2 separate regions of the Homo sapiens genome follow, and region 1 is linked to region 2. The links are chromatin loops, found by intact Hi-C in ENCODE. Cell type or tissue: endothelial cell of umbilical vein. All regions are shown on one strand. Each heading gives the region's core, and the rest is flanking DNA. Links, peaks and the distances in the headings are about the cores only. Region 1 has its middle 25 kb from the start of EYA3. Region 2 overlaps PTAFR (platelet activating factor receptor).

Evidence for each region. Peaks named below come from ENCODE experiments on the same cell type or tissue, not always from the same donor. Only the 100,000 strongest peaks of a DNase experiment are listed, where the experiment ranks them.
Region 1: a loop joins it to region 2, with 2.3 times the contacts of the local background. A loop is called at or near these places in 12 of 110 quality-filtered maps.

What each region holds. Positions count from the first base shown.
Region 1 is chr1:28,109,633-28,117,466 of GRCh38, reverse strand. No RefSeq gene overlaps it. Among named protein-coding and RNA genes, the nearest start is that of EYA3, 25 kb to the right of the region's middle. RefSeq lists enhancers at 3,969-4,018, 4,069-4,128. In endothelial cell of umbilical vein, for the core only: a CTCF peak has its summit at 4,212 (motif pointing right); a DNase peak (open chromatin) is centred at 4,576; H3K27ac peaks cover 1,385 bases.
Region 2 is chr1:28,157,944-28,165,777 of GRCh38, reverse strand. All of the region lies in intron 1 of PTAFR (platelet activating factor receptor), which reads left to right. Among named protein-coding and RNA genes, the nearest start is that of PTAFR, 15 kb to the left of the region's middle. In endothelial cell of umbilical vein, for the core only: no CTCF peak of the experiment used is centred there; a DNase peak (open chromatin) is centred at 4,647; H3K27ac peaks cover 862 bases.

The DNA.
Region 1 (7,834 bases), core at 1,702-6,701, 48 kb after region 2:
AAATTGTTCCTCCTCTCCCCAGTCCAGCTCAGTCCCTGTGGTTTGGGTCTTGGCAGAAGACCCAGGACTGGCCAATCCAAAGTCTGTATTCTTTTGGCCCCGGTGATTGGTCCAGGGATAGGCCTGTGAGTTAATAAGATCCTTCATATTTATTATATGGACATTAGAGGAAAGACGGTCTCTCTCTCTTTTCCTTCCCGCTCACCATCTTTTTTTCTTTCTGTCTCATTATAAGATGCGCAGCAGTGGGCCGGGTGCGGTGGCTCACGCCTGTAATCCCAGCACTTTGGAAAGCCGAAGTGGGTGGATCGCTTGAGCCCTGGAGTTCGAGACCAGCCTGGGCAACATGGTGAAACCCTGTCTCTACTAAAAACACAAAAACTAGCCGAGCATGGTGGCGGGCACCTGTAATCCCAGCTACTCATGAGGCTGAGGCACAAGAATTGCTTGAACCCAGGAGGCGGACGTTGCAGTGAGCCGAGATCATGCCAGTGCACTCCAGCCTGGGCAAAAGAGCAAGACTCCGTCTCAAAAAAAAAAAAAAAAAAAAAAAGATACACAGCAGTGATGGCTTGGCACTACCAGCAGCCATCTTGCTACCTGTTTGAGAATGAAGCCAAACAAAATCAAATAAACCCCGAAAGATGGAAAGAGAGTTCTGATGCTCTCCTTGATCCAGACATGTCTGAAGTCCCTTTGAACTACTTTTTTTCAGCTAGTCTGGGTTAGATTTCTGACATTTGCAACCAAAAGAATCCTGACCAATACATGGGTTCACTTTAATATGTAAACAGGCCTAGCATAGTGGCTCCCGCCTGTAATCCTAGCTACTCAAAGGGCCAACATGGGAGGATCACTTAAGGCCAGGAGTTTGAGACCAGCTTGGGCAACATAGCGAGACCCATATCTCTTAAAAAAAAGCAGACAGGGTGGCTAGATCTAAGGCAGCCTGAAGATGAGCCAGCAAGTTGAGGATAGCAGAGTGGCAAGAGCACAGAACTTGGGCCCTTGGGCCGGGCACAGTGGCTCACATCTGTAATCCCAGCAGTTTAGGAGGCTGAGGCAGGCAGATCACCTGAGATCAGGAGCTCAAAACCAGCCTGGCCAACATGGTGAAACCCCATCTCTACTAAAAATACAAAAATTAGCTGGCCATGGTGGTGTGGACCTGTAATCTCAGCTACTCGGGAGGCTGAGGCAGGAGAATCACTTGAACCTGGGAGATGGAGGTTGCAGTGAGACGAGATCAAGCCACTGCACTCCATCCTGGGTGACAGAGCGAGAGTCTGTCTCAAAAAAAAAAGAACTTGGGTCCTTGATGACACCAGCCAGCTGCTGAATTAATTAACTCTGGATCCCATCTAATTTAGGACTTCTTAAGTGAATATTTCCTTACTAAGTAATTTTGATTTTTTTTTAAAAATTAAATATGGAATGCTTTATGAATGTTTGTGTCATCCTTGCGCAGGTGGAGGTTGCAGTGAGCCAAGATCGAGCCACTGCACTCCAGTATGAGCAACAGAGTGAGACCCTGTCCCCTACTAAAAAAAAAAGCAGTTTTGAGATTTAATTCAGGTATCTTTTAAAGTGTACACTTCAGTGGCTTTTTTTGTTGTTGTTGTTTTGTTTTTTTGAGACAGGGTCTCACTCTGTTGACCAGGCTGGAGTGCAGTGGTGCAATCATGGCTCACTGAAGCCTCGACCTCCTGGGCTCCAGAGATTCTCCCGCTTCAGCCTCCTGAGTAGCCAGGACTACAGATGTGCACCACTATGCCCAGTTAATTTTTCTTTTTTTTTTTTCAGTAGAGATGAAGTCTCATTATGTTGCCCAGGCTTGTCTTGAACTCCTGGGCTCCAGTGAGCCTCCTGCCTCAGCCTACCAAAGTGCTAGGATTACAGGTGTGAGCCACCATACCCTTACTGATTTTTAGTGTATTCATTGACAAAGTTGTGCAACAATCACCACTAATTTCACCACCTCAAAAAGAAACCCCATACCCACTAGCAGTCACTTCCTGTTCCCCCCCACCACCGCATGCAACCATTAATCTTAACAAGGGATCTTCGGGGAAAGCGTCCAGTCTTTCACAAGGAAGTATGATGTTAGCTGGGGGTTTTTGTAGATATCCTTTATCTGGTTGAGAAAGTCCCCTTCTCTCCCTAGTTTGTTGAATGCTTTTAAACTGTTAGATTTTGTCGAATGTTTTTAGGCATCTATTGGAGGGGTGGGTTTTGTTCTTTATTCAATTAATATGGTGTATTACATTAATTGCTGTGTAAATATTAACATAATGGTTCAACACACTCCTTGAAATAATGATATTCATTTGTAAGCTCAGGTGAGCCACATTATAAGAGCATCTGATAGCTGACAATCCAGCTTACACAACTGTAGGCTTGTTTAATTAGGTTAACAGATTTTTTTTTTCTCTACCAAGTTTTTCTTTTCTCTTTTTTTTTTTTTCTGAGACAAAGTCTTGCTCTGTCGCCCAGGCTAGAGTGCAGTGGCACCATCTTGACTCACTGCAACGTCTGCCTCCCAGGTTCAAGCAATTCTCCTGCTTTGGCCTCCTAACTAGCTGGGATAACAGGCATGTGCCACCACACCCAGCTAATTTTTGTATTTTTATTTAGTAGAGATGGGGTTTCACCATGCTGGCCAGGCTGGTCTTGAACACCTGACCTCAGGTGATCCGCCTGCCTCGGCCTACCAAAGTGCCGGGATTACAACCGTGAGCCATTGTGCCTGACCACTACCAAGTTTTTCTGAAGAAGAAAATTCATTGTTAGTGAAGGGGTTCAGGACATGCCACCCCAAAATATGCCACTCTGGCATATTATTTTGAGCTGAAGCCACTTGAGAAACAGCCGGTGCAGGAAGAACCCTCTGAATTCCATCTTTTTACCTAAATACAGTTCATAAAATTTCCCATGAGAAAGATGCCCTCTCTGTACCAGGAAGAGAAGCACATTCCCATCACCGGAGACTGAGGGTTGATGGCGCAGTGGGCCTGTACAAATGAACCTACTAAAATAACCCCATGTATTTCCTAGTCATTGTCCCACAACTAACTGCCTTTAGCTCAAGCCTCTTTGTCTTGTCACATCCCCACAATTTGTCATTCTTTTTTTTTTTTTTTAGACAGAGTCTCTGTTGCCCAGGCTGGAGTGCAGTGGCACAGTCTTGGCTCACTGCAACCTCTGCCTCCCAGGTTCAAGCAATTTTCCTGCCTCAGCCTCCCGAGGAGCTGAGACTACAGGCACCCGCCACCAAGCCCAGCTAATTTTTGTATTTTTAGTAGAGACGGGATTTCCTCATGTTGGCCAGGCTGGTCTTGAACTCTTGACCTCAGGTGATCCACCAGCTTTGGCCTCCCAAAGTGCTGGGATTACAGGTGTGAGCCACCAAGCCTGGCCTGTCATTCTTTTGTTGTTGTTGTTCTCTTTATAGCCGGCTCAGACTCCAGTTCACATCACCCACCGATTTATTATTCTTTATGTAAAAAGGTATATAAGCATTTGGGCTTAATTAATTCTTTGGGTTTTCACTTTCCTTCTGACGACTCCTGTGTATAGATAAAATATTTAAAAACTTTGTATGCTTTTCTCATGTTATTCTGTCTTATGTCTGTTTAATATTAATACTTAGGCCAGGCTGGGCGTGGTGGCTCACACCTGTAATCCCAGCACTTTGGGAGGCCAAGGCAGGTGGATCACTTGGGGTTAGGAGTTTGAGAACAGCCTGGCCAACATGGTGAAATCCCGTCTCTACTAAAAATACAAAAATTAGCCAGGCATGGTGGTGCGCACCTGTAATTCCAGCTACTCGGCAGGCTGAGGCAGGAGAATCACTTGAACCCGGGAGGCGGAGGTTGTGGTGAGCCGAGATCGTGCCTTTGCACTCCAGCCTGGGCGACAGAGTGAGACTGTGTCTCAAAAAAAAGAAAGAAAAAAAAAAAAAACTTAGGCCAGCCATAGAACCTAAGAGGGTAGATGGAAGTTTCTTCTCCCCTGTAGGAGCATATACAGTATGATGCAAAAATGAGATGCTTAGGCTTTTCAGGAACTATCTCTGTTGATTTCTCTGCAGCTGAAAAAAGCTACAACATGCACGGTAAAATGTTGTCTTGAGCTGTGGCCTAACTGGTCAAAATGGGTCTCAGCGCAAGGTCTACTGACTCCTCAGGGCTTTCATAGCCACCAAAGCTGCTGTGGAATTGATCACTGGTCTCTAGGGGGCAGGAGTGTCTTCTCTTGACAGGAAACGAAATGAGGTTAGAATAGAGATAATGGTCTGTAGAAGTCCACCTTCTCCCTCTCCCTACCACCCCACCCGCCTCCAGTTCTCTATTCTGGAACTTCTGCCCTGAGAGGAGAAGCTGCTGCTGAAGATCTTGCTCCAGATGGAGAGAGTTGTGCATTTAGCTTGCCCAACTACCATTTTGAGGACATCGTCTAGTTTTGTGTCCAGTGTTCCTTCCTTGGAGGAACTTCCCCCATCCCCACACCAAGTGATACTCACATGGCTGCCAATCACAGAACGCCACCTCTCTGACCACAAGAGTGACTCAATCCTGGGTCAACTGGACTTTCTCAGGACTTTGGAACTGTGGAGACACTCAGGGATGGAAGGAAGTGGGAGCTGAGTCATTTGATGTGTTTCCCCTAAAGCAGTGCTTCTCATAAGGGGGTCCCTTGACCTGCAGCAACAGCATCTGGGAACCTGTTAGAAATACAGATTCCCGGGCCCCAACCCACACCTACTGGATTAGAAACTCTAGGGGTAGGCCCCAGCAATCTGTGTTTTAAAAACCCCTCCAGGTGATTCTGCTGCATACTAGGGAAACCACAAGTTTCTGTAAGTGGGATTCCCAGAGCTTACCTGCACCTTATCCTTTTCTTGGCCTTGGCTGTTGAGATCTTCCTTAGATTCTTTGGTCTTCCCAATGTCTTTCTAGTAAATTCTTTGTTTTGTTTGAGCAACTCAGAGTTGCTTTCTGTTGCTTGCAACCTAAGGACCCTGACTAATGGTCCTCCCATCTAATTCATATCTACACAGACCCTTCTTGAACCATGGGCCTTCCTGCCGTATGTAGACTGCAATGGTTTGACTTCACCCTGGTCTTTGTATTTTGCTTCAACGCCAAACCATATTAACTCCAAAGCAGAGCTCAGTGGGCATCTGATTAGGCTCTTTCACTGTCCTGCCTGTTTATTCAGTTGCCTCCCCAGTAATGCAAGTCTTTATAAGAACATCTCTTATTCCTCCATTTAGTTGACATCTCTGTTTTTTTCGTCTTAGCTCCCAATCTTCTTCTTCTTCTTTTTTTTTTTTAACTATTAACAACACACCAATGGCATAATGAAGTTTGTTTTTTTCTTTCCTATATGAGTTAAGGAACAGAATAAGCTGCTTTAGTAAAGAGGCTCAAAAATACAGAATAAATTTATTTATTTACTTATTTATTACTGAGACAGGATCTCATTCTGTCTTCCATGCTGGAGTACCATGGTATGATCATAGCTCACTGTAACCTCAAACTCCTGGGTGTAAGGAATCCTCCTGCCTCAGCCTCCTGAGTAGCTAGGATTACAGGTGCTCACCACCATGCCTGGATCATGTCTCAGAGCAGCCTCAACCTCCTGGGCTCAAGTGATTCTCCCACCTCAGCCTCCCGAGTAGCTGGGATTATTGGCATGGGCCACCATGCCCAGTTACTTTAGGGTCTCATTATCTTGCCCAGGCTGGTCTTGAACATTTGGGCTCATGTGATCCTCCTGCCTCCACTTCCCAAAGTATTGGGATTACAGGCATGAGCCACCATGCCCCAGCTAGAGCAAATTTATTTTGAATCTCTTGTTTTACAGGTTTTGTTTGTTGTTCTTATTTTGTCTTTTGTTGTTGTTTTATCCCTTTAAGCATATGGGTGATTCAGGATGAGTCCAGAGGTGAGTAAGGGGCTCTGCTTCAGGTAGTCATTTGGGGATACAGGTTCCCTCTATCTTGTTGCTCTGCCGTCTCCAAGGACATCATTGAAGCATCTATATACAAGCCTGTGGTAAGTGGGGGAAAGAGGAAGTAAATGGCTAACAATTTCACTTTAGGAAATGATGTAGAAGTGATGATCACATGAATCTATACATTTTCCAGTGGTGAGTACTTAGTTACATGGTCACACCCAGCTAGCTACCATGGCAGCGGTGACCATGAACTATGATCTGGATCTGGGCAGCCATATACCCTGCTATATCTTGGGGTGAAAATTATTTTATTACTAGAAGAAAGGGGGAAGTAATGGATAATGGAGACAGTTAGCAATCTTTTCACACTTTCTAACTCTGAGCCTTGTATCCAAGTGTTGAAAGTTCAAATGCCTTCACAGGGGCTAGGCAGGTGATTAACTGAGTAAAGCAATCTAAAAGGAGTGAGGTGACTGTGACAAAGTAGGATGCACTGTGTCCTGTCTAAAGGGGGTAACAGTTACTTGATCCCTTCCCCTTCTTCATTAACAGAATTCCAAGCTTGTTTGAGTGCCCAGCCTTGGAGCACAAATCATAATTTTCTATTATCAATCATGAAATTCTGTTTCTAGTGTCTTCAGCCTCCCCTGTGTCTGGGAATCTCCATATGACTCAGCCAATGGGAGAGTTAAGGAAGTCTGGCGGGGGACTTCTAGGAAAGCTTTTGTTTTCCTAGTAAAGAGTCAGCCATGACTGGAGCTTTCCCATACCAGTTCTTCCTGATTTGAATGTGGGTGAGATGCCTGGAGCTGGGGCAGCCATCATATGACCTGGGGTGGCAAGCAAGAGGGGAAAACCAAAAGAACTGTGGTGATACTGAGCTAGAAAGAACTAGGGCCAGAACCTGCCTGACTCCAGACATCTTGTCATGTGAATAACACAAAAAACCAAAACACCTATTTGTTTAATGAAACTTAAAATTGGCTTATCTGAACTTCATGGCCGTTCAAAACTGATCTAATCCTTCCAGATTTATTTTTCAAGTTTCAATTATTTATTAATCAGGGTAATCTCCAACACATTACATCAACATGATTTCATGTATTTAGAGGACAAATATTTCCTGATTAAATGGAAAATTGTGCGGATGGCTTCAGAAAGACCTTCATTCGAAAGCAGCTTTAATAGTGAAACACTTCATTTACAAATCTGGACCTTCTTTCTTCAGTTTGCTATAATCCACATTCACTGAGTAAAACTTGGATGGATTGTTGGGACCCAGTTTGTTACAGGGCTCTGGGTTATTCTTTCTTTCCTTTTTATTTATTTTTTTTTTTGAGACTGAGTCTCGCTTCGTCGCCCAGGCGGGAGCACAGTGTCACGATCTAAGCTCACTGCAACCTCTGCCTCCAAAGTTCAATCAGTTCTCTTGCCTCAGCCTCCCGAGTAGCTGGGATTACAGGCACATGCCACCACATCCAGCTAATTTGTTGTATTTTTAGTAGAGACAGCGTTTCACCATGTTGGCCAGGCTGGTCTTGAACTCCTGGCCTCAAGTGATCTGCTCACCTTGGCCTCTCAAAAAGCTGGGATTATAGACATGAGCCACCACACCAGGCCTCTGGGTAATTCTTTCTGTCCTAACATCCGGATTGAACAATGCCAGACTTAAGACATACAATGCTTTTCTAATACCTCTAAATCCAATAAATACAAAGAAGGGATCAAGCTCAGATGCTTCTTGGCCTGACTGAGGATCTGCTGGAGCTTGTCTGCAGCAGAGGTCTCCCATTCGAAAGGAGAGAACCAGCCTAGCTATCAGGCCCTGGACTAAGTAGTATCTGCCCCAGATATTTTAACATGTATATTCACT
Region 2 (7,834 bases), core at 1,839-6,838:
AGAGTCTCGCTCTGTCACCCAGGCTGGAGTGCAGTGGCACGATCTCGGCTCACTGTAAGCTCCGCCTCCTGGGTTCATGCCATTCTCCTGCCTCAGCCTCCCGAGTAGCTGGGACTACAGGCGCCTGCCACCACGCCTGGCTAATTTTTTGTATTTTTAGTAGAGACGGGGTTTCACTGTGTTAGCCAGGATGGTCTCGATCTCCTGACCTCGTGATCCGCCTGTCTCGGCCTCTCAAAGTGCTGGGATTACAGGCGTGAGGCACCGCGCCTGACCTTCAGCAATGTTTTGTAGTTTTCAATGTACAAGTCTTTTGCCTCCTTGGTTAAGTTTGTTTCTTTTTTTTTTTTCCTTTTTTTTTTTTTTTTTTTTTTGAGACAGAGTCTTGCTCTGTCGCCCAGGCTGGAGTGCAGTGGCATGATCTTGGCTCACTGCAGCCTCCGCCTCCCGGTTCAAGTGATTCTCCTGGCTCAGCCTCCTGAGTAGCTGGGACTACAGGCATGCGCCACCACGCCCAGCTAATTTTTGTATTTTTAGTAGAGATGGGGTTTCACCATGTTAGCCAGGCTGGTCTCAAACTCCTGAACTCAAGTGATCTGCCTGCCTCAGCCTCCCGGAGTGCTGGGATTATTATAGGCATGAGCCATCGTGCCTGGCTGGTTAAGTTTATTTCTAAGTATGTTATTTTTTTTGAATACTGTTGTAAATAAGATTGTTTTCTTAATATCCTTTTCTCTTAGTCCATATAAAAATCTTCATTTACAAATGAGGAAACAGAGACTCAGAATCACAGGATGAGCTTAGTGGTTGAACCAGGATCTGACCCAGCTCTCGCCCTACCAGGCGGGAGTCAGATGGATACAGAGCAGGTCATGCCATCCCTTTGTCGCATTCCCTTCCCAGCTTTGAGGAACAAAGGTAAAAGCAGGGCCCCAGGTCAAAGGCATCTCTTCCTGGGGCCTCACAGCATCTGGAGCTCCCATTCTCAGGCTGTAAGACAGGTCTGTGAGTGGACAAGCTGGCCAAGGAGCAGTTTGCTTCTAGCAGGGGACACAGCTTGTTCTAGGAGAGTCAGAATGAACCTTGGAGTTCAAAATCCCAAGTCTGCCACTTCCCCGCTGTGTGACTATGGACAAATCTATTTTCTTCTCTAGTCTCACTTTTTACCCCTAGAAAATTAGGTATCTTGTAAAACCAGCCTCACGAAGATGATCTGAGGAGGAAATATGATCATAGGCAAGATGTACTGTATACCAGTAAATGGTGCCCAGTGTCTTGAAATTAGGGGGGCTCCAGCCTCATGATCCCCACAGAGCAAGGAGTACTTGGATCCAAGAGAGTGTGCCCACTTGGAATGTGGTGTTCCCCCGCCTTCACCACTTCTAGTCCTTGCCCTGTTGGTGAATGCACCCTCAGGCCTGCGGGGCTGCAAGGAACTGCTGGTGCAGGAGCTGTGGATGAACTTGGATGTATCTTATTTATAGCTTATAAATATTTAGAATTTTGTACTTTTGACCTCAACTGGCCCCACAAATGTTAAGAGCTAGCAGGACTGGTGAACCCAACTTCCCAACCCACAATCTGGCCTGGGAAATCAACCAGCACATACCTCCTTCTGTCCATCTCCCGATGGTCCCTCCTCTCTGGCTGTCCAGCTATGGATGAGAACCCCTTCTCCAGGTTCCCTAGGGACTGGGAATGTTTCCAGCAGGGATGAGGGCCGAATGCTGCACAGGGAAAAGGGTACCAGATCCAGACAGCAGAATTCTTCTGTCTCATGAATATTTATGGCCTCTCTACCCCACCCCCAGCTGAAGGCTGTGCCTGGGCCAGCTGCCCAGCCTCGATCCATCAGGGAACTGTGCCCATGTGTTAAACTGAGTGGTCTGAGCCTCTTCTTTTCTTTCCAAATGTTCATCCTCTTCCTGAGCTGTTGAAAGCTTTGTTGCCATTAGCTGGAGGCTCTATCTGGAGCTGGCAGGAAAGCCAGTGTGTAGGTCAAAGCCCCTAGGTCAATGTTGGCCCACAGTCCCCTCCCCTGGCTCCAAGCAGCTGGGCCAGTGGGGAGAGGGAGGCTTGGTCATTTGTGGCTCAGGTCCTGTTCCAGCCACTTTGCATACTTATCTTTGAAACCATTGTTAGGATTGTAAGATTTTGCAAATGAAGACATTGAAGGTTAGAGAGGCGAGGTCACTTGCCCCAGGTCATACAGCAAGTAAATGGTAAGCCAGGTATGAACCTGTAGACCTTTCTGACTCCAGAGACCTTGTTCTCCCTAACCCACTCCACCCCAGTACAGCTCCCCTGGGGAGACTGTGCACACTTCCTTTGTGCCGGGGATTTCGGAGCCATCATCAGGGCATGGCCACTCATCCATTCATTCCTCGGTGCCCGACACTGGGATTGAAGAGATGAAAAAGATCTAGTCCCTGCCCTCAGGAAGTGCCCAGTCTGACAAGGAAACAGCCACAGAAATTAATACTTAAAACATACTGTATCAGGTGCTAGACTGAGGAATGCGCCCAGTGCATAGGGACCCAGAGAAGAAGGCAACTCATTTTGCCTGTGGCGATCAGGGAAGGCATCCCAGAGGAAGTGCTTTTTCAGATTAGGTCTTAAGATGAGTAAGATTTTTCTAGGTAAAGCAATAGGCAAAAGCAGGCTGCTGGAAAGGCAAAGAGATTTGAGGAAAAATGGAGTTTTTAGGGAAGCAGCGAGAAATTCAGTGCAGCAAGAGTAGAAAATGAGTAGCGGGGAATGGTGGAAAATAAGATGGGAAAGGAGCTTAGACTTGATCCTGGGCCAGGGGAGCCACGGAAGATGTTAGCCCAGGCAAGTGTGTGGCTGGCAGTTGTTGGGGTACAACATGTCTCAGATTTCGGTGCGTGCACGAATCGCCTGGGAATCTTATTAACATATGGAGTCTTTTTTTTTTTTTTTTTTTTTTTGGAGACAAAGTCTCGCTCTGTCGCCCAGGCTGGAGTGCAGTGGTGTGATCTTGGCTCACTGCAACCTCTGTCTCCTGGGTTCAAGCAATTATTCTCCTGCCTCAGCCTCCAGAGTAGCTGGGATTACAGGCACCCACCACCATGCCTGGCTAATTTTTGTAGTTTTATTAGAGAGGGGGTTTCATTATGTTGGTCAGGCTGGTCTCGAACTCCTGACCTCAAGTGATCCACCTGCCTCAGCCTCCCAAACTGCTGGGATGACAGGCGTGAGCCACCATGCCCGGCCAACATACAGATTCTGATACAGGAGATCTGGGGTGGGACCCAAGATTCTGCATTTCTAACAAGCTTGCAGGTGGTGCCAATGCTGCTCGTCCAAGGACCACAGTTTGAGTCCTGAGTTTGTAGAGGGCTCACTCTGCCTTGTGTGGCAGCTGCTCTGTCTGGGGAGTAGGCAATCCTGTCGGTTGCTGGGTGTTTGTTCACCTGACAAATGTTTACCAAACTTTTGCCCCAGCCAAGCTCCCTGAGTACAGGGGACGGGGAGAGGAATTGAAAATGCCACTTTCTGGTCCATGCCACCACCATCTCTGACCTCCAAAATGCTCTTGCTGTTTCCACGCTTGCTCCCTACCATCTATTCTCTACCTGACAGCTAGAGCGAGTCCGATCATGTTACTTGCCTGCTTAGCGACACTGAAGCAGCTCTCCGAGGCTCACAGAATAAAATCCCAACTCCTTACCATGGCTCAGGAGTGATCTGCAGCCAGGTGTCCTCTGATCACATCCCACTCTTCCCATTTCTCACTCCCCTAGGGCCACACCAACCTTTCAGTTTCTTGTTCCTACTTCAGAACATGATGAAATTATTCCCATTACAGGCCCTTTGCACATGATACTCTCTGGCTGGAATAATCCAGATCGTCCTCTTACTTGTTCCTTTTTTCTTTTTTAGAGTTCAGCCAGGGGTAGACACAGATTTTATAGGTTACTAAAGCTTATACAATTTGAAGGGCCCCCCTTTGAAGATACCAAATTACAAATATACAATTAGATACAGGGCCTAGGAGAGGGCCTTAAAGCTTAAGCTTCATTGACTTCATGGTAAAGCTGTCTGTGGTTTTGTTTGTATGTCACCTCCTCCAAGAAGCCTTTCCTGGTCATTCTACTTAAAACAGCCACCAGCTGGGTGCAGTGGCTCATGCCTGTAATCCTAGCACTTTGGGAGACTAAATCAGGCAGATCACTTGAGCTCAGGAGTTCAAGACCAACCTGGGCAACATAGTGAGACCTTGTCTCTATTTATTAAAAAATAAAAATAAAAAAAAAGCCATCTACCCTATCTTCATGTTACTATTTTTATTTCCTTCATTAAATTCATCACAATTTGAAATTATCTTATTTGTTGCTCCACTTATTTTTGACTGTTTCCCCCAACTAGAATGTAAGCTCCTCGAGAGCAGGAACTTTGTTTTGTTTCTGCAGTCTCCCCAACATAGTGCCCAACACCCAGAAGGATGTCAATAACTGTGAGGTGAATGCATGGACATTGTCTCTGCCTCTGGTTGGCAGAGAGGTCACATAGAGGCAATTTCAGTGGGATAAAGAGCTATGAGCTACGGAAGTCCAAAGAATGGGCACTTAACCAGACCGCGGGTGGAGCTGGGTGTGCAGGAGGCCAGGAGTCTTAGAAAGAGCTACTTGGAGGAAATGAGGTCTGAGCAATCTTAAAGAATGTTCTAGTAAACATCCAGACAATGACAAGGAAGGGAGGATTTCTTGGCAGAGGAAACAGCATGAATAAAGTAATGAAAGTGCAAGCTCTCAGGCCCAGAGGAGAATCAGCTGGTTACATTTTGGGTGATTTCAAGGGTTCTACTCATGCAAAGATACAGTGATAGGCACCAAGTTTGGGTTGGGGCCAAGGGAGTGGGAGTCACATGGGGGCCAGGAGCCTGGGATTGAACAGAAGGCAGCAGAAGTAGGAAGAGCCAGGATGACGGGTACTGGTGGCACCAACGGGTTTGAGTCAAGCAGGGACTCCACCAGCACTCCCCTTACTGATTCTGGTCCTGTATCTGGAAGGAGGAGGCCTACTCTTGCTGGGGCTCCTGTGGGGCCTGTGTGGACTGGGGAGGCTCTGAAGTCAGATAGACCCAAGTATACAATCTCCTAGGTTGGGTTCCTGGGAAGCCAACTTTGAAATAGAGATTAGCATGCAGGCACAATTTTCCTGGAATATTTTATTCTCGTGTGTGTGTGGGGGGTGGCGGGGGGAGGCAAGGTGGGGATGGGTGTAGAGATGAGGTCTTGCTATGTTGCCCAGGCTGGTCTTGAATTCCTGACCCATCCTCCTTCCTCAGTTTCCCCAAAGTGCTGGTATTACAGGCATGAGCCACCACACCTGGTCTTCCTGGAATTTTTTTTTTTTTTTTGAGATGAAGCCTTGCTGTGTTGCCCAGGTTGGAGTGCACATCTAATAGCTAAGGAATTTAACAATACAACCACCATATCATTATCCTACCTAAATAAATAAACATTTTTTTAATACCATCTGTGTTTGAGTTTTCCCAAATGTCTTTTTTTTTTTTTTAATTCTTTTTTGTGTGTGTGTGACAGGGTCTTGAGGCTCTGTTGCCCAGGCTGGAGTGCAGTGGCATAATCACAGCTCACTGCAGCCTTGAACTCCTGGGCTCAAGCAATCCTCCTGCCTCAGCTTCCTGAGTAACTGGGACTAGAGGTGTGCACCACCACACCCAGCTAACTTTTAAAAATTTTTAGGAGTGATGAGGTCTTGCTATATTGCCCAGGCTGATCTCAAACTCCTGAGCTCAAGCAATTGTTCCGCCTTGGCCTCCCCAAAGTGCTGAGACCAGGCATGAGCACCACAGCCAGCCCAATTGTCTGGAAAATATTTTTTACAGTTGGTTTATTTGAATCAGGATCCAAACAAGGTCCACACACAGCATTTTGTTGCTCAATCAAACTTCTTTTTTTTTTTTTGAGACGGAGTTTCGTTCTCGTTGCTCAGGCTGGAGTGCAGTGGTGCTATCTCGGCTCACTGCAACCTCTACCTCCTGGGTTCAAGCGATTCTCCTGCCTCAGCCTCCCCAGTAGTTGAGATTATAGGCGTCTGGCTAATTTTTGTATTTTTATTAGAGATGGGATTTCACCATATTGGCCAGGCTGGTCTGGAACTCCTGACCTCGAGTGATCGTCCTGCCTCGGCCTCCCAAAGTGCTGGGATTACAGGAGTGAGCCACTGTGCCTGGCTCAATCGAACTTCTTGAGTGAGGATTTGACATTCCCCTTTCTCTCCTATCACTCACCCCTCAACCCATGCCTGGGCAACTGCTCTCCCTGTGATCACATGATCTGATCACATGAGATTGATTTCCATGTTTCCACATCCAGTGTTTGCTTTTCTGTCTGCATTGTCATTCATCTCCCTGTGGCTTTTCACACTGTTGCCCATGTCTTCCCAAGCTCTTGAAACTTTCTTCCCTTAGGCCTCAAGCATGGAACCCTCCTTGTCTCTGACTGTCCTGTCTCTGCCTCCATAGGTCTGTCCTCCTCTGACTTCTTCCTTGATGTTGGGCTCTTCAGGGTTTAACCCTGGTCCTTTTGGGTGTTTCACAGGCATCCCAGATGGGATATGTCCTCATATGAATTCATCCTCCCTGCCCTCATGCTGTTCCTCCTCAGTGTCTTCTCCATGAAGACAGACACCACCATGTCCTCAATCATCTGGCCCAGACACCTGGCAGTTCTCTTTGTTTCCTCCTTTTCTCTCAACCAATATCCCATCCGTTACCAAATTCTGTCCATCTGATTTCCCAAATAACTCTCACAACCATCCATTTCCCTCCATCGGCTCTGCCCTGGTGCAGTCCTCTTGAGGCCCTCCAGACGACTGCACGTGTCTCTTTGCTGTCTCCCTGACTCTGGTCTGATCACCTCCAGTTCATTCTGTGCACAGTGGTCAAAGCCATCTTCCCCAAATCCAGACCCAGTCTTGTCCCTTCCAAGCTCAAGATCCTTCAATAACTCCCATTGTCTGCAGAATAAAGTCCAGACTCCTTAGACTAACCTCTAGGACCCATCTTGAGTTGACTGATGATTTTTTTTTTTTAAGATGGAGTCTGGCTCTGTTGCCCAGGCTGGAGTGCAGTGGCATGATCTTAGCTCACTGCAACCTCCACCTACTGGGTTCAAGCGATTCTCCTGCCTCAGCCTCCCAAGTAGCTGGAATTACAGATGCGTGCCACCACACCCGGCTAATTTTTGTATTTTTAGTAGAGACAGGGTTTCACCATGTTGGTCAGGCTGGTCTCAAACTCCTGACCTGATGATCCACCCGCTTCGGCCTCCCGAAGTGCTGGGATTACAGGCGTGAGCCACCGCGCCTGGCCCTGTTGCTTATTTTTAAAGCCCTGTCTCTTCTCAACTCCTTAAAGTTTTGGCCAAACCAAATGTCTCACGTTCCTTTAGAATGAAGTACGCCTTTGCCTATTCTTCCAGGCCTCTGTCCCGCAGTCCCCTGTGCCTGTTATTCCTCTCTCCTCGCACTATCAAATTAACTCCTTCAGCATAGGCAGGAGGTCTCTCCTCACCCTCAAGTCTGGGTAGGGGCAGCTTCTCTGAAACCGCGTTACACCTGATACATCCATCATCATAGCACCGCCCGCTTATCTATTTCTGAATCTCTCTCTTGCAAAATGGCCTGTGAGCTGCTCAAGGGCTGGGTCTGTTCTCTGAGGCCTCAGGGCACTGCTCAGCTCCGGGAGCTGTGAGTGCTTGTCCAACGAATGCATGAATGAGCAACTGAATGAGTGAATTGGGCTAGTCTGTGTGTGTGTTCTGTTCACATGGTGAGAAGGTTTTTT